Linked DNA regions of Homo sapiens: regions 2 and 3 are each linked to region 1. A link is a loop called in an ENCODE intact Hi-C map of the cell type or tissue named here. Cell type or tissue: PC-9. All regions are shown on one strand. Region 1 has its middle 340 kb from the start of NPSR1. Region 2 overlaps NPSR1 (neuropeptide S receptor 1). Region 3 overlaps BMPER (BMP binding endothelial regulator).

Evidence for each region. Hi-C counts contacts between places; a loop is a spot of excess contacts. Peaks named below come from ENCODE experiments on the same cell type or tissue, not always from the same donor. Only the 100,000 strongest peaks of a DNase experiment are listed, where the experiment ranks them.
Region 2: a loop joins it to region 1, with 5 times the contacts of the local background. A loop is called at or near these places in 2 of 110 quality-filtered maps.
Region 3: a loop joins it to region 1, with 4 times the contacts of the local background. A loop is called at or near these places in 17 of 110 quality-filtered maps.

What each region holds. Positions count from the first base shown.
Region 1 is chr7:34,318,059-34,326,058 of GRCh38, reverse strand. No RefSeq gene overlaps it. Among named protein-coding and RNA genes, the nearest start is that of NPSR1, 340 kb to the left of the region's middle. RefSeq lists an enhancer at 4,999-5,058. In PC-9, CTCF peaks have their summits at 4,696 and 4,902 (motif pointing left); DNase peaks (open chromatin) are centred at 4,548 and 4,948; H3K4me3 peaks cover 1,314 bases; H3K27ac peaks cover 665 bases.
Region 2 is chr7:34,745,226-34,753,225 of GRCh38, reverse strand. The region is part of intron 2 of NPSR1 (neuropeptide S receptor 1); the gene reads right to left. The region is part of intron 1 of NPSR1-AS1 (NPSR1 antisense RNA 1); the gene reads left to right. It also overlaps the pseudogene NCAPD2P1. Among named protein-coding and RNA genes, the nearest start is that of NPSR1-AS1, 9.0 kb to the left of the region's middle. In PC-9, a CTCF peak has its summit at 4,784; a DNase peak (open chromatin) is centred at 4,715; H3K4me3 peaks cover 449 bases; H3K27ac peaks cover 2,291 bases.
Region 3 is chr7:34,138,146-34,146,145 of GRCh38, reverse strand. It overlaps BMPER (BMP binding endothelial regulator), which reads right to left. Exons shown (of 15, transcript NM_001365308.1): 14 at 2,786-2,916. Among named protein-coding and RNA genes, the nearest start is that of BMPER, 240 kb to the right of the region's middle. In PC-9, no CTCF peak of the experiment used is centred here; no DNase peak of the experiment used is centred here; H3K27me3 peaks cover 655 bases.

The DNA.
Region 1 (8,000 bases):
AGCTAATCCAATGTGCTTATTAAAATACATAGAAATATACCATATGCCCCATAAAACGGCAAATTTTCCTAAATGGAACTTATACCACAATCAACTTGATTTTAAAAAAACTAATCAGGATTCTGTTTGGGGATGTAAACAGAAACAGCGTATGTGTGTTTATGCCTGAGCGTGCAGAGGAACATGTGTTTGAGACAGCGTACATGTGAATATATGCAGTGTGTGCCTTTGTAGGTATCTGTATTTCTGCAAGGGATATGAGAAAGGTGTTTGGGTTAAAAAAAAATCTTTAATCCTGAAAGTGGAGTGATAAAAACAAGGTATGTGTCTGTAGTCTGAGCTGATTAACAGGTTGTTCCACAGCTAAAGGAGGAGGCCTCCATGCAGCAGGACCTCAGTTGGTTTTTGTCAGTGTGCTGATGAGTGCACTGGGGTAGGAAAATTAAATTCAAATTAATCTATTTGTTGAAAACTTCCTACACACAAGATGCTGTGCCAAGTGGTTCAAGGTAAATAAAGGTGAATAAGATGTGGTTACTGCTCTCAATGTTCTCATAGTCTAGTAGAGGACATTTTAACAACTCCACAGATAATCATAATTCCTGACACAGGGTAAGAAACATCAGCCAGATAAAGAAAATTCTATGGAATGCAGAAGACAGGATATCACATTTAGATGGAAAGGTCAAAAAGCCTTCTCAAAGTTGTATTTAAGCTGGACATGAAGAAGGAATAAGATTTTGAGAAGCAGAAAAACAGATGAAGCAGAGACTATTTCAGGAAGAAAAAAAAATGCTTTAAGAAATTTTTTTTAAAAAGTGCAGATCCAGGAAAACATGGGCTGCAGGAACTGAGAGCTCCGGCAAGGCCAAAGAGACCTCAAGTCTCTTATAAATAAGTCCAATTTATTTATTTAATTCAACAAGCATTTGTTCAGGACTTCCAATGTGCCATTTGACTAGAATATAAAGTATTAATATATGTTAAAAAGTGAAAGATAAGACTAAGAAAGGGAAGGCTAAGGTAAAACAGACAGAATTTTAATTAGAAACAGCTTTAAAATGTTCTGTTTCCACTTAAGGAATGAATGAACCCAGACGTAAAATGGGTCACCCTGCCCCATAAGATCTGGTAAGATTTGCTCAAGCCATCATTCCACTCCCTGTTAAATGTCCAATGTCCTCCCCAAGAGGTTTGTGAATTCTTGGGGTAGGTGGTCTTTTTACTTCTCGCTTAGATTGTCTACTGCTCTTGAATTCTTGTTTTCACATTGTGCCCTGCAGCTATTGATTTGTGTGTCTTCCACACCTCTCTAGCCATCCCTTCTTATCTCAGGAACTAGGCTCCTGCCATTTTCCATTCATTCTTGCATCATCAATTTCTCCCGCCCTTCTGTATTATTCCAACAATACCATGGTATCTCCAAACTTAAAAACCCTTAATCTTATGTACTGCTCCAACTATTGCCTGAATTCTCTGCTACCATTTATGGAAAAACATTTTAAAATTGTCTGTTCTCAGTGTCTCCACTTCCTCCCATCCCATTCTTGCAATTTAAAAATAAATATATGGTTAAACATTTATCAAAATAATGGATACATATAGATTAAATACATTAAGTCACTGGCTTTGTCACTGGGGTGCTCCCAGATGTAAGTATCTGGGGTTCGTGTGGCTGCTCAGACTTGGAGGGAAGATGACTGTAACTCTAGGTCAGAGGCAAGGCAGTGGGATCAGGCTCGTCTGCCAGCCAGCGATCTGGAAATAGGCTAAGGAAGGCAGACTGAGGATCTCGTGCCGTATGTAGACTGGCACCAAACCCTCTACTTTGCCTAGTGTGCCTTATTTTAGCATCTCTCTAGATCTTTCCTTCTAACATGGATTGTGCTTGAGGAGGTTAGAGTTGTCATCTAGCTGTGTGGAAAGAGGAAAGGAACCTGAGTGAAAAGGTTCAGCTGTGCTGTGTACAGAACTGCAAACAAGCCTCACATCTCTGGGTGGAGGAATCTGGAGAATAAAAACAAGAAGCTGCTATCACTTTCAGGGGTGGAAAAGCAGAGGTGAAAGACCCCTGCTGCTGTTTGCAACTGTGAGCAGGAACCCAGGACTGCTGTCTGTGGAAGCTGCTGCTGGCGAAGTCCCCACCAAATACAGAAGAAAACGTGGCTTCTCCCTCCCCACTTTCTTCTTTTTCATTTTATTTTATTTTATTTCATTTCATTTTATTTTTTGAGACGGAATCTCCCTCTGTAGCCCAGGCTCGAGTGCAGTGGCGCGATCTCGGCTCACTGCAACCTCCATCTCCTGGGTTCAAGCCATTTTCCTGCCTCAGCCTCCCAAGTAGCTGGGACTACAGGCATGCACCACCACGCCCAGCTAATTTTTGTATTTTAGTAGGGGTTTCACCATGTTGGCCAGGCTGGTCTGGAACTCCTGACCTCATGATCCGCCCACCTCGACCTCCCAAAGTGCTGGGATTACAGGCATGAGCCACCACACCCTGCCTCTCCCTCCCCGCTTCCTTTTAATCTCCCAATTGCCTCCCACTGGCAAAATCTCCCCTTTTGCTCCTCCAGTATTCCACTAATTTTGTAATAAATGCCCTGAATTAAAGATCTTTTAAAAAAAATCTCAAAGTGATTGTATTTATCCAAAAGAATTAAAAGCAGTGACTGGAAGAGATATTTGCACACCCATGTTCATAGCTAAAAAGTGAAATCAACTCCAGTGTCCACTGAAGGATGACTGGATATGCAAAATACGGCATGCATATATAGTGGAATACTCTTCAGCTTTCAAAAGAAAAGACATTCTGACACATTCTCCAAAATGGATGAACCTCGAGGATATTATGCTAAGTGAAATAAGTCAATCACAAAAAGATAAAAGACAAATACTGTATGATTCCACTTATATGAGGTACTTGGAGTAGACAGAATCTTAGAGACAGAAAGTAGAATGGTGCTTGCCAGGTGATGGGGAGTGGGGGAAACAGGGAGTGTTGTGTAACGAGTATAAAGTTTCAGTTTCACAAGATGAAAAGGATGATGCAGATGGATGGTGGTGATGACTGTACAACCTATGAGTATATTTAACACCATTTAATAGTTTAAAATAGTGAAGGTGCTAAATTTTACATTATGTGTATCTTACTACAATTTTAAAAATGGAAAAAAAAATCCTGAGGTGGTTTTCATTTCTTGGTTGGATATTGACATACCCTCCCACTCCCAGCCCAGTTACTCTGCAACACCTACCATTTTGTTAGTCTTCATGGAACTTGCTGCTCTCTGAAATGACCTTGTTTACTTTTGTTTATTTACCATCTGTTCTCCCCCACTCAAGGGTAAGGATTAAGAGAGTAGGAATCTTATTTTCTTGTTCACCTCTGTATCACTAGCACCTAGAATAAAACTTGCTTCACAGCAGATTTTAATAAATATTAGTTGAAAGAATGCACACACACGAAAGGAGCCTTACACATTTTTCTTGATTTCCATAAAAAATAAGAAGGATCAACAGAATTCCTTTGTGCTGTACAGACTTTACTGATGAGTTGGGAAATAGAGGACCCCAAGTTTACATCTTGGGGTCAGTTTTTACTTTAAATCTCTCAAACACACCAATCTTCATCCTCCATTCTCTGGTCTTCTGATGCCCTCCACCCCACCTGTCGTCGGGGAATATCTATCCAAATTCATCCGGTGGAAGAACAGTTCCCTTTTCTCCAGCCCTGACTCCCAAACTCAGCTCAGGGCTTACCACTGTAACTCCAAACACTCATCAGTGTCCCCTACACAGACTGTCTCCTCTGGGTGTCCCCTTCCCACCTCTCTGCAATGGAAAGGTAGCAGCAGAGGGTTCAATTTTCTCACTGATATGAAATATGCTTCTTCTCTTAAAAGGCAAAATAACAACAATTTGTTCTGGTTTAAAACTACTTTTTTATATTATAAGTTTGCTTTTAAGTAGACACTAAATTACAAATGTGTCCTCAGATATGGAGGATAGTGACATGTAAGGACAACCCTACCTATTCTGTATCAAATAATACATTTTAAGGGAAATACAAGAAAATAGAAATATGTAGCTCAGCTCCCTGGCTCTTCTCTAAATGCATAGGCCCATTACAAAGTTAAATTAAAGGAAGGACAGCAGTGGGGGACCTGTGACACTTACTCCTTCCATCTTCTGCTTTCACGAACAAAACTCAACTCAAGTTATTTCTAAAGTCAGAAAAATTAAAACTCAAAGAAGTACCTGTGCATATATGTGTATTACACATCTTAATGGAAGACACACAATTCCAAACATTATTTGAATGTACATCCCTCAAGAAATTCACAGACTTGAGGAGCAATCTTCAGACAAGGTCGGAGACAGAAGTTCCTTTATCTCTGAGAACCAATCGCTGGGCCCGCCACTGCTAAAGGCCACTAAGAGAGAACGGAAGGGGACAGGGACTGAAGGCGGGCAGAGGAGAGAAAAATAGAAAAGAAAATAGGATTGTTTGAATACCACCAGCAATCGCCTCGGGCACATTTTCCTGCCTTAGCTGCGTGAGTCAGCCTGGCCGAACAATCTAAAAACTTCACAGGCCGGGCAGGCTGCAGGGTGCGGTGCCTACTTAGGTCCACCGTGGCCCACATGGACCTGCGACACTGCAGCCGCGCTTTCCCAGGGCCTGGGGCTGCGGGCGCCTCCCAGGCCGGTTCAAGCCACGCACCTCAGAGCGCACTGGAGAAAGTCACTACCTTATTTGCACACTAGTCATTACTGCATCCTCATCACCTCTTGGAATGAGAGTTGAAAATTTAAGCAGAGGATTTCTTTAATCAAATTCAAATGCTTTGCATAGCAAAGAAAACCGGGTCAAGGAGCTGCCGCTACAAACAAGTTCCAATTCTTAGCTAGAGCCAGGGGATAAATGTGAGCAAGTCTCCCCCTAGTGGACAGAGCGCGTCACCTTTCACTCGCAAAGACTGCCGCATCTGGGTCAGGCAGAAATTCAGGAAGAGCCAGGTGAGAAGGTGAGCTGGGAGGAGAGGAGGTAACCTTGTTATTGGAACCCACAGTCCCGCCTTGCCTTCTCAGATTTTCTTTTCAGTGGAAAAGCAAACTGCGTTGAAGTTTTTACACATCGTTTGAGAATGCTTACTCTTAAAATGTTTGTTCCTAATTCGTTGAATATGACTATATGTCTCACTATAATGGAGGGTAGCAGATCTAATGTCATTTTCTGGACTGGTTTTGAAAGGCCTAGGTCACCCCTGAGGGGGCACTCTATTTGGGGACAAGCTAAGGAGGACTGTGGCAAAGAAAGAGTGACTGGAGAAAGATGATCCTGTTTCCATGGACAAAATCAGTCCCAATGTCCTTGCCCCATGAGCAGTGACAGGTCAGCGACATCACCAGGCTGGCAGGATCCCAGGGGTAGGTTGTTCTTGCATCAGAGTCTTCCGGCCGACCCCACCCGCGTGGCAACCAACAGTCATGCTCTCTATCCTTTGCAAAGATAGACTGGACGAGCTGTCTCTGTCCAGACTAATCCTGACCAGTCTTTCCACAGTCTTCTCCAGCTATTTCTGGCCTTCAGTAGGGAAGCTTAGACTGAACTCCATAGAACAGACCTCAAAAGAGTTTCTAGGATCCTAAAATGTATGGAAAATATATATGTATGTGCACATGTTTAAGTGTATATATGAGTGTGTGTGCACGTGTGCATTTGTGCAAACTTTCTATATGCAAGCTTGCAGACTGTGAATTCATTCAATTTTCAAAGTATCTGTGGCCCAGGAAACATTATAAGTCACCCCACCAGTAAAACAAGCCATTGCAGTGATTGAAGTGCCTGGGCTGTGGAATTTGAGTGCCCAAATTCAAATCAGACTGAGATTCCTTGAGAAAGTAACCTAATAGCTGCAGCCCTTAGTTTCCTAATCTATAAAATGAGAATAATAATATAGTACATAATAATAACAATAGCACTTTATCCATTGAATTAATGGAAGGATTAAATGATATAATGCATGCAATGCACTTAGCGATTTACTTGACACATATTCATTGTTCAGTAAAGTTTGGCCTTCATTATTTATAATGAACCCCTTAAATTAGAAGCTGAGAAATGTTAGGGTCTTTAAAATTCCAGTGTGGGTAGCATACATTTTTCAATAATTTTGTGATTTTGGGATGAGATACAAGAATTATTTTTCTTTTGATAAAAACATATTCAATCTCTTTGGAACAATAAGTATGGCTCTATACAGGGTAATAAACTAGATGATAGAATTATAAATTTTAAAGCAAGTAGAAGCCTGAGTTATTACTAGTCATATCTCCTTCAATTCTGCTTTATAGGTGAGGTTATCCAGATACATCATGAAAATGACCTGCCCAGGCTATCCTGATGTTATGGCTACAGTTCAGGACCTTGATTTTTAATTATTAGCTGGCTTTACCACAGCTCTCAGAGGCCTTCCCCTATCTTCATGAGATTCTCAAAGGTCCATTAAAGAAAAAAATTGAGAATGGTTGTCCTGTGGGAAATAGACCATCATTCAGGTCTCTGCTCAAATCCCTGGCTTCCTGTTCCCTATGGCTCAAAGCGAGTTTTCTTCCTCTGAGAACTCTGTATATCACCATCTTATTACCATTTATCTCAGTCTGAAGATGCACATCATACTCCATTTTTCTCTTTGTTCCCTTAGATTTCAAACATCTTGAAAACAGGAAACATGACCTCGTATCTAATAGAATCTGACAAAATATTTCACAAAGAAAAAGATAAAAGGTATAATACAAAGGGATTAGAAAGCCGTTTATCTCATTGATGAACTCCAGCCTGAAAAACTCCAGAGGACCTAAGAAAAGTCCATTTCCCATTGCTGACTTCTTCTCCTCTCCTGGAAACAATATGAACTGGACAGACTGTGAGCAAAGCCAACAGCACAAATAAGGCTAGAGAAAAAGAAATAAAAAAAAATTGGACCCATTTTTATCTTGGGGCCAGGACTCTAAGATTTCAATGGGGCAAAAGATGAATGATTCATGCCTACAAATAGAATATATATGGCAGGAGCTTGTTCATAGGAGTATGACAAAAACTTTGTTTCTAGGCCTGGTTCCTGGACCCGGATCCCACATGAAAGAGCAAGACCAGGTGCCTGGCTTGGTTACACATCAGAGATTGGACAGGAACTAAAGGAGGGGGTGAAATCCCTAGCTCTGAAGGTTAGAGGACTTGAGGGCAGAGGTCAGGTTGGACATTATAGGGTCTTCTGTTTCTAGTCTCCCCAGTCTTGGCTTCTACTCCCATTTCCCTTGCTTCCTTCCTGCACCCCAAATTGGGTCATGATAGAAAAGAGATAGCCACACTTTCTGCTAATGCAAGAATTGTCTAGATGAAGCAAGAGTTCTCAGCCTGAGCTTAAATAGTTCTTTGATTCCCCCTGGAAGAATACACACAAAAAGTGAGCCCCAAGAACATTTGCATATTTGTCTGGGTGGAGGATTTATACATTTCATAGGATTCTCTAAGAGGTCTGTGACCCAAATGAGTTGAACGATGGCTGCTTTAGGGTCTCTCAAATCTTCACAGCTCCCCAAACTCTCCCACAGAAATTCTATTTCTTTTAGAGTTTTCGCTCAGAAGGAATATTTTTTGAATCTATTCCCTGACTTATGGTGGTTTTCACAAAGGAGACTTGCCTTGTGTCATAGACCAGGGACTGTAGACACCAGTGTGTTAGGGAGGATTCTCTAAAGTTGCTGTAAATTCTAAGCTACCGGCAGACAATGCAGGATGTCTGGAGAAACAGATTGCCTGAGATCCTAAAGGAGCCTAAATAATTCACTAACCCAAGAGAAACTCCTGAAGCACATAGCAAACTTATTGACCCCAGAGTGTTCCTTTGACATAACAGACACAGTAGCTTAAAGAAAGTATACGGTAATATGTTGACTGATAATCATTAAAAAATAACAGTAATTTATGTCTT
Region 2 (8,000 bases), 430 kb before region 1:
TCAGCATCTCCAAATGTTAGTCATCCTCTAAGGCCCAATACAAGCTCCACCCACTCTGTGAAGTCCCCATCGTGTTGCCCTGGAGGACCCTGATTTTTGCCACTTCCTGTAGTGCTTCTTTAAACACTCATCAATTACTATTGATTGCTGACTATTTGGTTTCAGACACAATGCTATGTGCTGAGAATGCAAGGAAGGAAACTCCATTCCTATCTTCAAATTGCTCACATTCTAGTGTTTCAGGGAGTTGGGAAATAATTAAAATACAGTGTTGCACGATATTTGTCCAAAAGAGGGATGATTGGCAAAATCTTCTGGGAAGGAAGCAAGCGGACTAGGCAGGCTTCACAGAGTGCCTGTTCAGCTTTGTGTCTTGAGGAATGAGTAGTGCTTTGCTGGAGAGATCAGGTGAGAGAAGGGCATCCAGGTAGAGAGAGCAGTGTGTGCAAAGGCATGAAGTAAGGACCACAGGTTGTCATTTACTTATCATTTAATATGTCATTGAGTTTACTAGTCTTTCCAACTAGATTGTGAGAGACTCGTGGAGAATATTCCTAATTCAGGCTTCTCATTCCCCTTCCCCCAAACATCTAGTAAAATTCTGGACACTCATAATTGTGGCAGGCCAGGTGTCACTGACAACTCTTTCAGTACTGACTGAGTGGTTAAGTTAAATATTAAAAGCCAGTGCCCCTGTACGAAGGCTGGAATGTAACAAAAGCCCATCAAGAGTTTTACCTAGGCCTTTCCTGGGACTTAAGGCATGACAAAATAACAAAGGAATTCTTAACAGGACCCATTTAGGATTAAACAAGTTTCACTGGGGGTCTAAGGAAACTCCTTAGGCCTCCACAAACAAGTTTATTGGAGGTCTGAAGGAACTCCCAAAACCTCTGTAATTTAGCAGGAGACAAGATAAGGGTAATCCCCCCAGCACCTGGACCCATTTAGATTAAGTAAATTTACTGAGGCTCCAGAGGAAGGTATTTAGGACTCAGACCTTGGTTATAGATTAAAAGAAGTTAACCATTTACATCTTTAGATGAATGCATACCTTACACGTAGACATATAGTTTGGAAGGTATATAAGCTCTGGAAAACTTTGTAATTTTAAGTTGGTCTGGCAATAATTTCCAGGCCTTCTCCCCGTCACCGGTTGCAGAAAATAAAACTCTCTTCCGAAGTTTCCACAGGACTACCGGCTGGCCCAGCAGGTGTGCCATGCCATCGCCAACATCTCTGACAGTAGAAAGACTTCTCTGGGCAAACGTCACCCCCACTTCCAGTTGCCTCAGGAACACAAGTTGTTTGAGTGACTGCGGGAGACGGTCCCGAAAGGCTTTGTCCACCAGACCCACTCTGGATCCCATTCAAAGAGGTGGCAGTGACCCTCATTTACCAACTGGCAGAGAGTCCCACAGTGATCTGTGCCCAGATATGGCAGGGCTGTGCAAAACAGGCCCTGGAGAAGCTAGAAGAGAAGAGAACCAGTCAGGGGGACCCGAAGGAGTCTCCCACAATGCTCCCCACTTTCCTGTTGATGAACCTCTTGTCCCTGGCTGGGGATGTGGCTCTGCAGCAGCTGGTCCACTTGGAGCAGGCAGTGAGTGGAGAGCTCTGTCAGCGCCGAGTTCTCCGGGAAGAACAGGAGCACAAGACCAAAGATCCCAAGGAGAAGAATACAAGTTTCGAGACCACTATGGAGGAGGAGCTGGGGCTGGTTGGGGCAGCAGATGACACGGAGGCAGAACTAATCCGCGGCTTCTGCAAGATGGAACTGTTGGATGGCAAACAGACACTGGCTGCCTTTGTTCCACTCTTGCTTAAAGTCTACAACAACTCAGGCCTCTATAGCAACCCAGACCTCTCTGCAGCTGCTTCACCTACCCTTGGCAAGTTCTGCATGATCAGTACCACTTTCTGCAACTCCCAGCCTCATCTTCTGTTCACCATGCTAGAAAAGTCTCCACTTCCCATTGTCCGGTCTAATCTCATCGTTGCCACTGGGGATCTGGCCATCCACTTTCCCAATCTGGTGGACCCCTGGACTCCTCATCTATATGCTCACCTTCAGGACCCTGCTCAGCCAGTGTGGAAAACAGTGGGGCTGGTGATGACTCCACCTGATCCTCAAGGACATGGTGAAGGTAAAGGGGCAGGTGAGTGAGATGGCCATGCTGCTCATCAACCCTGAGTCTCAAATTGCTGCCCTGGCCAAGAAGTTCTTCAATGAGCTCTTCCACAAGGGCAATGCAATCTATAGTCTCCTTCCAGATATCATCAGCCACCTGTCAGACCCCGAGCTGGGGGTGGAGGAAGTGCCTTTTCACACCATTATGAAGCAGTTCTTCTCCTACATCATCACCAAAGACAAGCAGACAAAGCCTGGTGGAAAAGCTGTGTCAGCGGTTCCACACAGCCTAAACTGAGCAGGTGCAGCAGGACCTGGCCTACTGTGTGTCACAGCTGCCCCTCACAGAGCAAGGCCCTTGCAAGATGCTTGGCAATTTTGACTGTTTTGGAGATAAACTGTCAGATGAGTCCATCTTCAGTTCTTTTTTGTCAGTTATGGGCAAGCTACAACATGGGGCCAAGCCTGAGGGCAAGGCTATAATAGATGAATTTGAGCAAAAGCTTCAGGCCTGTCATGCCAGAGGTTTGGATGGGATTGAGGAGCTTGAGATTAACCAAGCAGGTAGCCAGAGAGCCCCAACAGCCAAGAAACCATCCACTGTTTGTAGGCACCAGCCTCTGGCTTCTGCAGCCTCAGACAATGACTTCGTCACACCAGAGCCCCGTCGTACTACCCATCGGCATCCGAACACCCAGCAGCGAGCTTCCGAAAAGAAACCAAAAGTTGTCTTCTCAAGTGATGAGTCAAGTGAGGAAGATTTTTTAGCCTAGATGACAGAAGACAGGACACCCAAGAAAATAACCCCCATTCTCAGAGCATCAGCTCGCAGGCACAGATCCTGAGAAGTCATCTTGCCTGTTCCTTTCCTCCCTGTGCAGGGTAACTTGTAGGGTGACCTAGAATTCTAATTCTGTTCCCCTTGTAGAATATTTGCCTGTCTCCTTTTTTGAAAAAAAAAAAAAATACATACACGATCTTTAAAATGCAAGGCCTTTCTCTTAAATTAGCCTAACTGAACTGCATTGAGCTGCTTTCACTTTGGAATATATGTTTGCCAGTCTCCTTGTTTTCTAATGAATAAATGTTTTTATATACTTAAAAAAAAAACTCTCTTCCTCCCCAGTTCATCTGCATCTCATTATTGGGCTACAAGAAACAGCAGCCCGACCCTATTTGGTCCAGGAACAATATTGGATAGAAATAAAAGACTAAGGGCAAACACAGAAAGAGTCATCTTAAAAGATTTAATTAAGTGCCTGAATTTAAAACATTCAACAGATCCCCATTCTTAGAATGGAAATTTCTCATCAGCCTTGGAATATGACGGAAACCTTCTAAGGATACGAAATTGAACTTTAATTGTGTCAGTTATTACAATAATCAGGGCCAAGCTGTGATTGGCAACTTGTCTCCCTTGTACTTTCTGCCCTTACTCAACAACCCCCTCTTGGGCCCCCAGGGCTTGCCTCTTAGGAAGATGTGAATTATTTTGAGTGTAATTGGGCTTGGCCTATGATATAGTCATTATCTGAATCCATTGTTTGCCAGGTAATTGCTTTGTGACTTTGGGCAACTTACTTAGATATCTTGGGTCTTAGTTTCTACCTTATAAAATTAGGGTGGGTATACTTACTTTGTGAAGATTAAATGTCCCACGTGTTTGGAACATTATAGGCTCCCAATAATGAACATCTTCCTTTACCTCTCCTCACTTCCCCTTTCTACCCCCTTCCCTTTATCCTTGAAAGATTTAGAAAGAGATTTTTAGGAAAAGGGATAAGGAGCTAGAGAATCAAGAGAAATGTTAAGACATTTTGCTGTGTACTGTGTTTCATGCCTTTTTCCACACATTCCCCCATTCCCAGGCATTAAGACTGAGGTTGAAGGTTTGGGGTACAACATCAAACTGAGAGTGGCCACACAGAGGCTCAGCTTTGTTTGGGTCATGAACATTGCAGAGGGAGAATCAGGTATTATTTATTTGGGAGAAGAGACCATTCAGGGGGCATGGCGCCTGTCACACACTCTTTCAAGGGCTGTCACCTGGGAGAAGCATTAGACTTTGGACTAATTCAAGGCTGGGCTCAGGGTCTTTTCTCAGTAATATCTTAGAGTTTCCAAGTAGCTTGCCTTAGAAGGAGGTGATTATCCCATCACTAGAGGTTGTTAAGTAAAGATCCTCAGTTCCATTGGTCACAGATTCAGGTACTGGGGGGAAGATGAATGCAATGGCCTATGCTATGCCTCCCAGACATAAGTGTCTAGGATTCTATTGTGATTGACAAATATGCCCCCTTCCGCCAATCCCACTCCCAGGCAGGATATTTCCCCCACTCCAGCAAAGCCTCTTCCACCTGCTCCCCCAGCACCTCACGCACACAAACTGAAAGAGTTCTCAGTTGTAAACAAATCAAACTGGTGAACTCATTCTCCAGGGCTAGTGACTGAAGCCACTTACTCTCTCAACAGCATTTTAATAGGGACATCAAACCTTGGCCCAGGAGTGACTCAGTAATGTAGGAATTCCCGGTTGTATGGCATGCAGAGAGGAACAGAATGGGCTGGCAGCTTGCCCAAGGTCACACAGCCCAGAGTAAATAAAACCCAGCTGCCACCACCCCTAGTCTCATGCTCTGGCCCCGTCCTGAGGCTGCTTTCTGTCTGGTCACCCTGGGGACTTCCTGCCCCAATCCCAAGCTGTGCTGGTGACTGTGGCATGGCCTGAGTGTGAAGTGGCTGTGATGGTGAGACCTGAAATAGTCCTCCCTTGCCGCCAGACGCTGGCATGAAGAATAGCAGCTTCACAGAGGTTTGATCAATAGATATTATGCGAATGCTTAGAGCAATAACATTCCTCTCCATTACCAGGCTAACACTCCCAGTAAAAAGTATGCCTTGATCCTGATGGTTTTATATTTTCTGGTTTGTCAGACTGAGATCAGGGTCTAACTGATGCCTATATGAAAGCATAACAGGTACATGACTGGCAGAGGTCCAACTCCTTTTTCTCTGAATTAGAGGCCCTTTTGCTGTGAGCTGGCAAGAGCTCCAGCTCTGTGCATGTCAATTATGTTCTCTGGCCAAAAGCCTTGCTGCACAGTAAACATGACTGGAGGCACAGTGAGCCTCATTTGTGATACGGTCCCCATATAAAGAAGGCAGAGAGGCAGCAGTGTCCAGATCCCTTCTTTAACTCGTCCCACCCATCACCCCAGGTATAGGGTCCTGGAATCTGAGCATTCATTATATATTTGTTTGTAGTTGTATAATAAAAATAAGATTTGTCGTGTTCTAAAACTGAAGTTAATTGCTAGTAAAAACTCCTACTCTGCTGGATATCAAAAACTTAATTGCAGTCAATTAAGTGTTTACTCTTTGTCCTTGTAGTCATCTTTAAGCTTTAGAAAACTCATGCGGTATCCAGTCACATGCGTGCGTGGGTGCTCGTGCACGTGTGTGTGTGTGTGTATGTGTGTGTGTGTCTAAGATGCCTGGTTCTTGGTATCATCTGTTATCATTGACATCTATTAAGATATCTCTGATTCCACCTTGCACTTAGCTGTCAGCAGATCAAAGTGGTGCCTCCTTGTTCCAAATGCAGGGCCTTCTTGGGCCACGGGCTTTGTCACAAAGGCATGGCTCTTGTTGCACAGAATAAGTACATTCTTCTGATCCCTGCACCAGGCTGCAGGTGCAGAGACCCACAAGTGGCTGTTTCAAGCTCTCTGCCTAGACACTCGCATAGGCATTTCTTCTCACTTTCAATATGCAGAAGAGGGCCCCTGTGCCTTACTCGCTCTCTGGACTGTCTCTTGAGAAAGTGGGTAGGGTGGGTTACAGATGCCCTTGCTTGTGATGTTCTCCAACCTGCAGCTCCTATTTCATGCCCCAAATCCTCTTCAGTGTCTGCCTTAGGGTTAAGGTCTCTCTCTTAGAAATGCCTCTTTTTTTTTTTTTTTTTTGTTTTTTTGGTGGAGTCTTGCTCTGTCGCCAGGCTGGAGTGCAGTGGCGCAGTCTCGGCTCACTGCAACCTCCACCTCCCAGGTTCAAGTGACTCCCCTGCCTCAGTCTCCTGAGTAGCTAGGACTGCAGGTGCGTTCCACCATGCACAGCTAATTTTTGTATTTTTAATAGACACGGGGTTTCACCACGTTGGCCAGAATGGTCTCGATCTCTTGACCTCGTGATCCACCTGCCTCGGCCTCCCAAAGTGCTGGGATTACAGGCAAGAGTCACCGCACCCAGCCAGAAATGCCTCCATGTTTAAGCTCTTGTCTCCTCCTCCCTGCATACTCCTCACTCTTTCCCATTCTTGGATCCAGGTAGCCTGGTTTTCATTTTTCCTTCTAAATCACTTGAAACTCAAGACCAAGAAATAGGCTACTTTGTTTTTCTCATTTCCTAATTAACCTGCATTGTGGCAGTAAAAACCTCATGATACAGTTTTCCAAATAGAGAATTATGTAATGATAGAAATGCTAAGACAGGGATGGGTGGAGGGAGAACACTTGGTTAAGAAGCAAAAATATTACAGCAGGTCTCCCCTTATCTGTGAGGGATATGTTTGAAGAGTTCCAACTGCAGATAGTACTGAACTCTGTATATACCATGTTTTCTTTTATACATACATACATAACTATGATAAAATTTAATTTATAAATCAGGCACATAAAGAAATGAACAACAATAATATACTGATACCATATGATAATGATAAATATATGCTGTAATAAAAGTTATGTGAATATGGGGTCATTCTCTCTCAAAATATCTTACTCTATTGCACTATTAACTGAAACCATGGAAAGTGAAACTATGGATAAGGGAGGACTACTGAATACAGCTAGTTTGATTCTTTCATTGCTTACAATCTTTTTTGATCAGAATTGCAGAGAAAATTAAGCTCCATGGAAAATAATTTGAGCTTTCATTTTCTCAATTTTTCCAAGGTTGGTATTGAGGTAGAAACATTTTGGAGGCACAGGAAAGAAATAACTGATTGTATCGATGGATGCTTTAGTGAAGTGGTTCTGAGTGTGTAGTCTGAGGACCTCTGAGGGTCACTAAGACTCTGAATCCATTAGGCAAAAACTATTTTTATAATTAATACTAAGACTGTATTTGTCTTTTCACTTTCATTTTCTCATGAGTGTACTATGGCTTTTGGAAAACTCAAATGTATAAACATGAACACCTGTGTACACACAGAAATCAGATGTGCAAAGATTGCATATATTGGGAATATCAGATAAACAGTATTACATAATATTTAAAAATAGGCCGGAGATGGTGGCTCACACCTGTAATCCCAGCAATTTGGGAGACCAAGGCAGGAGGACTGTTTGTGACCAGGAGTTTAAGACCAGCCTGGGCAACAGAGTGAGACCCTATCTCCAGAAAAAAAAATTAGCTGGGCTTGGTGGTGCACACCTATAGTTCCAGCTACTTGGGAGGCTGAGATGGGAGGATGGCTTGAGCCTAGGAGTTCAAGTCTGCAGTGAGCTGTGATCATGCCAGTGCACTTCAGCCCTGGTGACAGAGCAAAACTCTATCTCTAAATAAATAAATTAATAGATAATATATTGAAAGAAATTAAGCAGAAAATTGCAAGTTTGATGAAAGAGGAATTCTCTAATTGACTAGATAAATTTAAGAACAAAGTAGAACTTTTAGAAATGAAAAAATAATTGTAATAAAGTTAGAATCTCAATGAATATGTTGATTATAAGGTTGGAACCAATAAAAAGAGAAATAGTAAACTTGATGATTGGACCAAATAAATTACTCAAAAAGCAATAGAAAGAGACAAAGAGATAGACCAAAGAGAAGTGAAGAGGCATAATGAATAGGATGAGAAAGTCCAACA
Region 3 (8,000 bases), 180 kb after region 1:
TGAGAGATGCTACAGATCTGTGTAAATTTATTTCTTCATGTACCAACTGTCAGTCTGTGGAAGTTCATAATGTGTGTGTGTGCGTGTGTGTATGTGTGTGTGTGTATATGTGAGAGAGAGAGAATGTGTGTGTCTAAAACATTCCCCTCCCACTGAACTTCATTTGATGGAGTTATACTTCACCCAGATGGCTCCACTAAGAACAGGTAAATGGAATCTTTCAGGAGCCATATTCCTTTTCCATTAGAAAAGTAATTTTAGCTCCAGAGACTCAGTCCCTGAAATGAAGATGCTGACATGAAATGTGTAGTCCTCAAATGCAACGTGTGCACTGAAATGGTGCTAAGTATAGCTCTGGGCCAGGAAGAGAAGGATCATATATCCTGTATCTAATATGATCCCAACAACAGCACTACCACAGCTAATCAAATTAATAGAATTCTGCTGAGCCCTGCATTATACCAGGATGGTTGGCTGGATCAAACTTGACTCCATTTATTTTATTCATTTTTCCAGTAAATTCAAGGGAAAGGGGATTCAAAATAGAGGGAGCTAGGAGTATTCAAGATGGCTGGAAGGACCCAGTTCTTCAAAAACCTCACCCTCACATATTCTACCCAGCACTGATGCATTAGGTTAGAGGTGGACCATTTGCCTCACCTTTTAGCAGCCTCAGCCACACCTTAAGTGAATTATTTTTATCGAATCAATACTTCTCTGAGAAGGGCAGCATTGATAGAGTGGCACACTTGCTGTGGAAGGTGAACTCTGATATAAAGATTGGACTTGGGTTTGCAGAGGTGGGGGCGCAACCAAAATGGAGTCAGAGGAAGGTGAAAGGGCTCTGGTGCTTTTCAAAAAACACAGACTAGTGACTGCACCAAGGGGCAGCTGAGGAAGCTTCAGCAACCCCCAAAAATCCATCATCCTACCTCCCCACAGCCACCCAAGTAAACACACAAACTAACTCAGGGGTTTCAACACTGGCTGCAGGTCAGAATCACCTAGGGAGTTTTAAAAGGTACACAAGGCCAATTGAAGAAAGACATCAGGGCATAGGGCACAGGCTTAGGTTCCTGGTTTATTTTTTAAGCTCCCAGGGTGATTCCAATGTCCAGCCAGGTTATAACTCACAGGTCTAAGTGAACGCAATGTCTGTACACTGCAATCACAGCTTCAAGGCAATTCTTAATGCTTCCTTTAACCAGTGACCACTCTTATCTTCAACCAATGTAGACATTGTGGAGTCAGCAATGGCATGGGTGGCCTTCTCTTCTGAGATGTGAGCTAAGGCTATTAAGACTAGGGTAGCATGCTGAAAATCCCAGTCTCTTTATTTCAGGTAAATCTGGCCCTTTAAAAACAAAAATTTGCCAATCCTTGAACCAGGTGACAACTATTCAGTCATTTCTCCTTCAAATCTAAATAACAACAGCAGCTACCCTTGACTGAGCATCTTCTATGAGTTGGACACTCTTTGAGATGCTTCAAGCATATATCACTAATGTTTGTAACTAGATAGCAGGTATTATTGTAAAATTGCAAATTTCTAAAATCTAGACTCTCTCCCTTCCTCTCCACATGCACTGCCACCATCTTAATTCAAGCCACCATCAGTTTTTCACCAGGACTATCACAATAGCTTCCTGCCTAGTACCCTGCTTTCAATCTTGTCCCCTTCCAATTTATTCTCTATCTAGTATCCAGGGTCATCTTTGGAAAGCAGAAAGAGGCTTGCTTACAAGCTATCAGAGGCTTCCACTTCTCTTGGAATAAAAGCTAGACTCCTTTCAAAGCCCTGCCAAGTCCTGCGTGATTCAGCTACTGCTCCTACTCCACCTTCCTCTTGCGCCCCTCTTCCCCTAGCCCACCTCAGGCTCAAACCACACTGGCTCCTCTCCACTTTGAGAGCATGCTAATAATTTTTCTCCTACCCTATGCCATCAAACATGTTTCCTCTGCATAGAATGCTTGCCCTCACTCCCTTCACTCCTTCAGGGCTAGGCTGAAATATCATCTGTAGAGAAGCCTCCCTCTTCATCCCATCTCAGCCCTCTCCAATGGTTTTCTATCACTCTGCCCTGTTTGTTTCCTTCCTCATACTTACTGTAATTTGTAAGTTTTTATTGTAGAGTTATGTTTTTGTCTGTTTCTCCCACTAGGCTGCCACTGTGTCAATGACTGGGGCTTCATCTCTTATACTCATGAAAGTACCCAGTGTCAGCACAATGCCCACTACCTAGCCACTTTGTAACAAATATTTATTGCATGAATAAAGAATTCCATTTTACAGATATCAAATAAGCTAATTTACTTGCCTGAGGCGACAACTATTATAGAAATCTCTCAGAGGGGAAAAAAATTCTACTAGGCTTTGTATAATAATCTCTAAAAAAAAGTATCTTGCTTATCCTGAAGACCTTAAATGACTGTAATTGTCCCGAATCTCCTTTGCTTCACACATAACCTAAGCCACAGCTATAACCGCCCATGAGCTAAGTATATCCAGCTGGTAGTTTGAGGTCAAGAGGATTTTGCAACAGTGGAAATCTTTAAATTGCTTAAATATGCTTGTCACAAAGCATTTATCTTAAGTGCTGTCTACCTTGCCCAGTGGGAAGTCCCTGTGTTTTATCAAGTAGCAATCCAGATGGGCTACTGGAAGGGATTTTCCTCTGGCAAGGGGGCATGTGGCCACTCATGTCAGCATCCACAAGTCTCCTCCATTGCCATCTTGGGCATTGCAGTAAACTTTTGATGGGTAGATCCAGCAGGACTTTCTTACCTGCACAATTCTGCTGAGGCTCCCAGTGGACTTTGATGCCCTCTCTCTGGCAGGCCCGGGTATATGCCAAAAATGACTCGCAATAACAGTTTTTATGGACTGGACATTCACACATGTCTGTCACACAGGACCTATAGGACCCAAAAGAGAGATAGAAACATTTAAAAATATCAAACCATAAACACCCTAAATATAACTTCAGAAAGGGTCGTAGATGGGAAAACCTGATTGGCCCATTAAAATTTGCTGTTTTAGACTGGAAATCTAAATTGGCAAAATTCTGTGTGGAACTTAAGTGCTGGATACCTTTGAACAGTGTGATATTAGATTTCCTTTCCTCTAGAGCAAGATTATCCAATAGAACTTGCTGTAAGGATAGACATGTTCTAACATCTCCACTGTGCAAAGCCACTCTCCATATTTGGCTACTGAGCACCTGGAATGTGGCTACCACAATGGAGGAACCAAGTTTCTAATTTGCTTTTATTTTAATTAACTTAGATATAAATAGCCCAATGCGCCTAATGGCTACCCTACTGGAATACCATCGCCATCTTGTGACAAGCACTGATATAAAACTAATAGACTTTACTGCAATGTTTCCAAAAATGGTAACCAACTTGATGAAAACACAAAATCCCATGGCTTTCTGAAGACAGACGATTAGAATTCACTTCTGTAATATCTTAGAATCTTAGTCTTTTAAGGAACACTGAATCTTCATTCTTCAGAATGTAAAGTGACAAATTCTAAATAAAGCAAACATTTCAGGTCTCTAATTAGACTGCAAGATGAACAGAATTGAATCAAGGTCTCTGCAGCTGAAATATGGAAATGATGGACCAGGACATAAATTGAACGGAAATGCAAACTAACAAATTTTTAAACATGTTGACCACAAAGACATAATAATGGCCTTACATTAGTGTATAATATTACAGTTTACAAAATGCTTTCACACGGAGCCTGTCACTGGATGGTAAACAAGGCATAATACAGTTTCTTGTTCCATAAATGAAGGGGTCATTTTACAAATAAATACATGGGCCCAAAGTCAGCACTTTTAAGTGGAAAAGAGCAAATTAAATTATATCTCCCAGCTTTGAAAGAGTGTCCTTTTTATTATACTACACAACAATCTCATCTTCTTCTTTCAGCAAATTTACTGCCTAACAGTTTCCAGTTAACATTTATGCAAGAGGCCTCCAAGACTAATAAAATTAAACTATCCTTATATTTTTCACAACCTTGTTCAGCAAACTCCCTTCCTCACAGAAGCTATTCAAGGCTGAACACAGAAAAAATAATATCCAAGAGTACAAGCTGCACTTACGATCTTGAAAAGTGATCATGACACTGCCACTGGACACTATAATGTCATTTTCCCATGGTGTGGGACCTGTGCACAACTGATTGTCGAGAGCAGTCAGCTACCTCTGGGTATAAAATCGACACACTGTCTGCTCTAAACAGGAATTAAACAGCAAAAAACAGATTCAAGGAGCAACAGACCCACAGTGAACCCACAAAGTTATTGCAGCCCAACACTCAAGGGCACAGTTTTGGGAAATAGGAAAAAACAGGGACAAAAGAGGAACAGATGTAAAACCCAAAGAGCCTCCTTCCATGTCAAGGACTGAGAGATTATTTGATGAGTGATACCTAAGACACGATAACCAGCACAGAAAAAGAGATCTTTCTTTCTTTGTAGTAATCATGGTTGTACTTTTTTTTTTTTTTTTTTTTTTTTGAGATGGTGTTTCACTCTTGTTGCCCAGGCTGGAGTGCAATGGTGCGATCTCAGCTCACTACAACCTCCACCTCTTGGGTTCAAGCAATATTCTTGCCTCAGCCTCCCAAGTAGCTGGAATTCAGGTGCCCACCACCATGCCAGGCTAATTTTTTGTATTTTTGGTATAGACAGGGTTTCACCATGTTGGCCAGGCTGGTCTCGAACTCCTGACCTCAGATGATCCACCCACCTCGGCCTCCCAAAGTGCTGGGGTTACAAGCATGAGCCACTGTGCCTGGCTCAAGATTGTATTTCTTAATACTTCTCCCCACTTTTATTATAGAAATCTTGGGAAATCACCTTCACTAGCAAATGCATTCAGGCATTAAACACAGTCTTTACACTGGGTAGAGACTCTGGAATTCCAAAGAGAAGCCAAATAAAGCTTGTCCTTAAAATGGCGTCTAAATGCCAGTGTATGAATCTCCCTCAATGTCATTTCCCTTTGTTGTTTCAACTTTCATTTCAGAATAACCCACACCCATCATATTTACGCTCAGACTTCACAGCGACATTTTCGGCTGCCCCAGGTTCTAACCTGTAATCCCATTCCTACTTCACTTTCCCAGTAGAATTTGTTCCCCATCCTCTCTCCTGGCCCATGGGGGTGGGTCTCTTTCTGTATACACGGCTCCCACTGCCAAGACCTGGATGGAATGGCATCTCATGGACCTGGTAAAATGATGGCACATATATGGGAAAAGGCTGGTCTCAGTGTGAGGAAATGTGTCCCCGGATTTGAGTGAATGTCTACTGTAATTCTGTAAAATTCCATGGACAATAAACAAATAAAATGTAATTTGTTCGGGTAAGGGGATTGTTAGTGAATGCTTTCCTTTTCTCTTGATTTCTACGTGTCTTATGAAGCTATTTACACAATTGAAGATAAATTACAGACAGCTAAATCCAATCATTGAGACTGTTGAGAGAAAATGTTTTCAGCACACATTGAATAACCACTGTGTACATACACTCCACCTCACCCACAGACAGGTCCCTCTGTCTCCACAGACACAATCAATGATATGCCGTTCTGTAAAACTAAGGAAGATGTGAGCTTTTTATATGATCAACCACTCATGGAGAACAATGTGTGAGAGAAAAATATTTGTCCAAGCCAGACCTTTACTTGAAAATGTTGTATGTATTTTTATAGGCTTGAAATATGTGTTTTGTCTCGGAAGTTAAAATTCATAAATGTTGTTTTTCACTTATCAAGTTGATGATTTTTACATAAAATAATGAACAGAGTTTGTGACAGAATGGAGAAGCAGTCATCCCCCTGCCCCGCTGGCAGTGGTGTGAAACTGCCAGCTTTTACACAGAGTGTTTTTCAGGGAATGTCTCCTCCAGTCCACATGGCAATGGGCTATGAGGCAGAGATTTTCACTGCTCCATTTAATAGATACGGAAGCTGAAGCTTGAAGAAGTTAAGTAATTTACTCAATGTCACAGGGCTGATCACAGATCCAGAACTGCAAACCTAGGACGACACCTTGTTTTTTTCTGATCTCAGAACCCATATTCACAGTAACTACATTCGATCTTTCTAGAGAGCAACTGAGTTATATTTATACACAGCCCAGAGAAAGGTTCTTACTCTCTGATGAAAATTTTACACCTAAGGAAATAGTAATGCCTGTGAATATAGGCTTCAAACCTAGGAATTTTCATCACAATGCTATTTAAATAGAAAAAGAAAAGGGAAATAACCTAAATTATCCATAATAAGGGCCGAGCTAGATAAATTCAGGTGACTTCTGTGATGAAACACCCTACAGCCATTACAATGAAGTTTTGAAAATATATTTTTAAATATGAGGAAATGTTTGGGAAGGATTAACTGAAAAAAAAGAGAAGGATAACAAAATTGTGTTTCAACATCGTGTCATCACACAATGAAAACAAGAATAACTGAAAACAGATACGACCAAATCCAACGGAAAGCTCGGTGTGGTGGATTGCGGTTCTCCTTAATTTTCTTACCTGTATTTTCTACATAGGCCTGATTCCTTTGTTATTTTGCCAATTCTGTTACAATAGAAACCCAAAGAGTCAGGCAGGCACTGTGAATACATATCACTTTTCTAAAAAGGGAAACATCACAGTTTACTTTTAATACTACACAAAAGAATATCATGAAAGATATTAATATTGAAATCAGAATTTCAGAATGATAGTGGGAAAGTAAAGAATGGGAGTAAATGAGAGCTTCTATTTGTAGGTCTTAGTTATTCAACGTTCCTCCAGCTAAAATCTGCCCAATCTGTATTTTGGCAGCCTCTTGATACAGACTTCGGCTGGATTCACTTTGCGTTGCCCTCACACTTGTATTTCATTGGTCTACTAATGTGGTGGTGGAATAGATAATGGAATAATTTTGCATGCTTCTGTTGGTTACAAAGGAATTTATTAAGAGAAAAATAAAAGCATCTTCAAATGCACTTCAAATTTTAGGGAGGGACAAAACAATTGTTATTCAACTATTCAATTCATGTTTATCACACTTCATAATTCAGTGTGAGGAAAATCTAAGTTATGACACAGTGAAGTTGAGTTCTTCTGTGTTTATGGAAGATCGTTGTCCTTTTCTTAATCAGTATGCACCCATAGTCTACATTTATATTCATTTTACAGAATAAGTAGCAGAATTTTATCACTTCTGGGAGTGACTGAGATTTATGGCTTTGGTACCTCTGCTGTCATGACATTGTTCTGTCACATTTATGTTCTGTTTGATGGTGAGTTGGTCAGGAAACACGGCTGCCCAGTGTGCTCCAGTGGGAAAACACAGGTTGCATTACTCTGAGCTTTTCCAGGAAAGCTCTGCAGGTGAAGAGTGCCTGCCTGACTGGTTTCTATTGTAACGGAATTGGCAAAATAACAAAGGAATCAGGCCCCTGCAATCCCCTTAAAGCATACTGTCTGTCACAGGAGCTTCAAATTAATGTATCTAGAAATGGTTTCCTGATTCATCTGCCCCACTCCTGGCATCTTGCCTGGCAGCCAAGAGGTTCAGGGTTCAGGTAGGACTCTTGTTCTGTGTGGTTAACACAGCTGCTCAGTGCCACAATAGGGCAAGAGAAGGCCCAGAGCTGCTGCAGGGGCCCAGGGAGCTGGCACCAGGCTGGGCAGCGCTTTGTCACACATCCACTACCTCCCTTCTCTCAATGTTTGATGTTTGTGTGTCATGTTTCAATGACTCCTTGAAGGCATGTTTTAACCCTGTTCCTCATAGCACTCGGCACGGTAGTGGGATCAGAACTGACCTGTGGTCAGTTCCCTCCCTGAAATCCAATTAAACACAACTCATCTGCAGAGAAGCCTTCAGAACTATTTTCCCGCATCAAACTACAGCTACTGCCTCCTGAAAACTCTACACCAGAAACCATTAGACACATGTGGTTATTTAAATTGGAATTT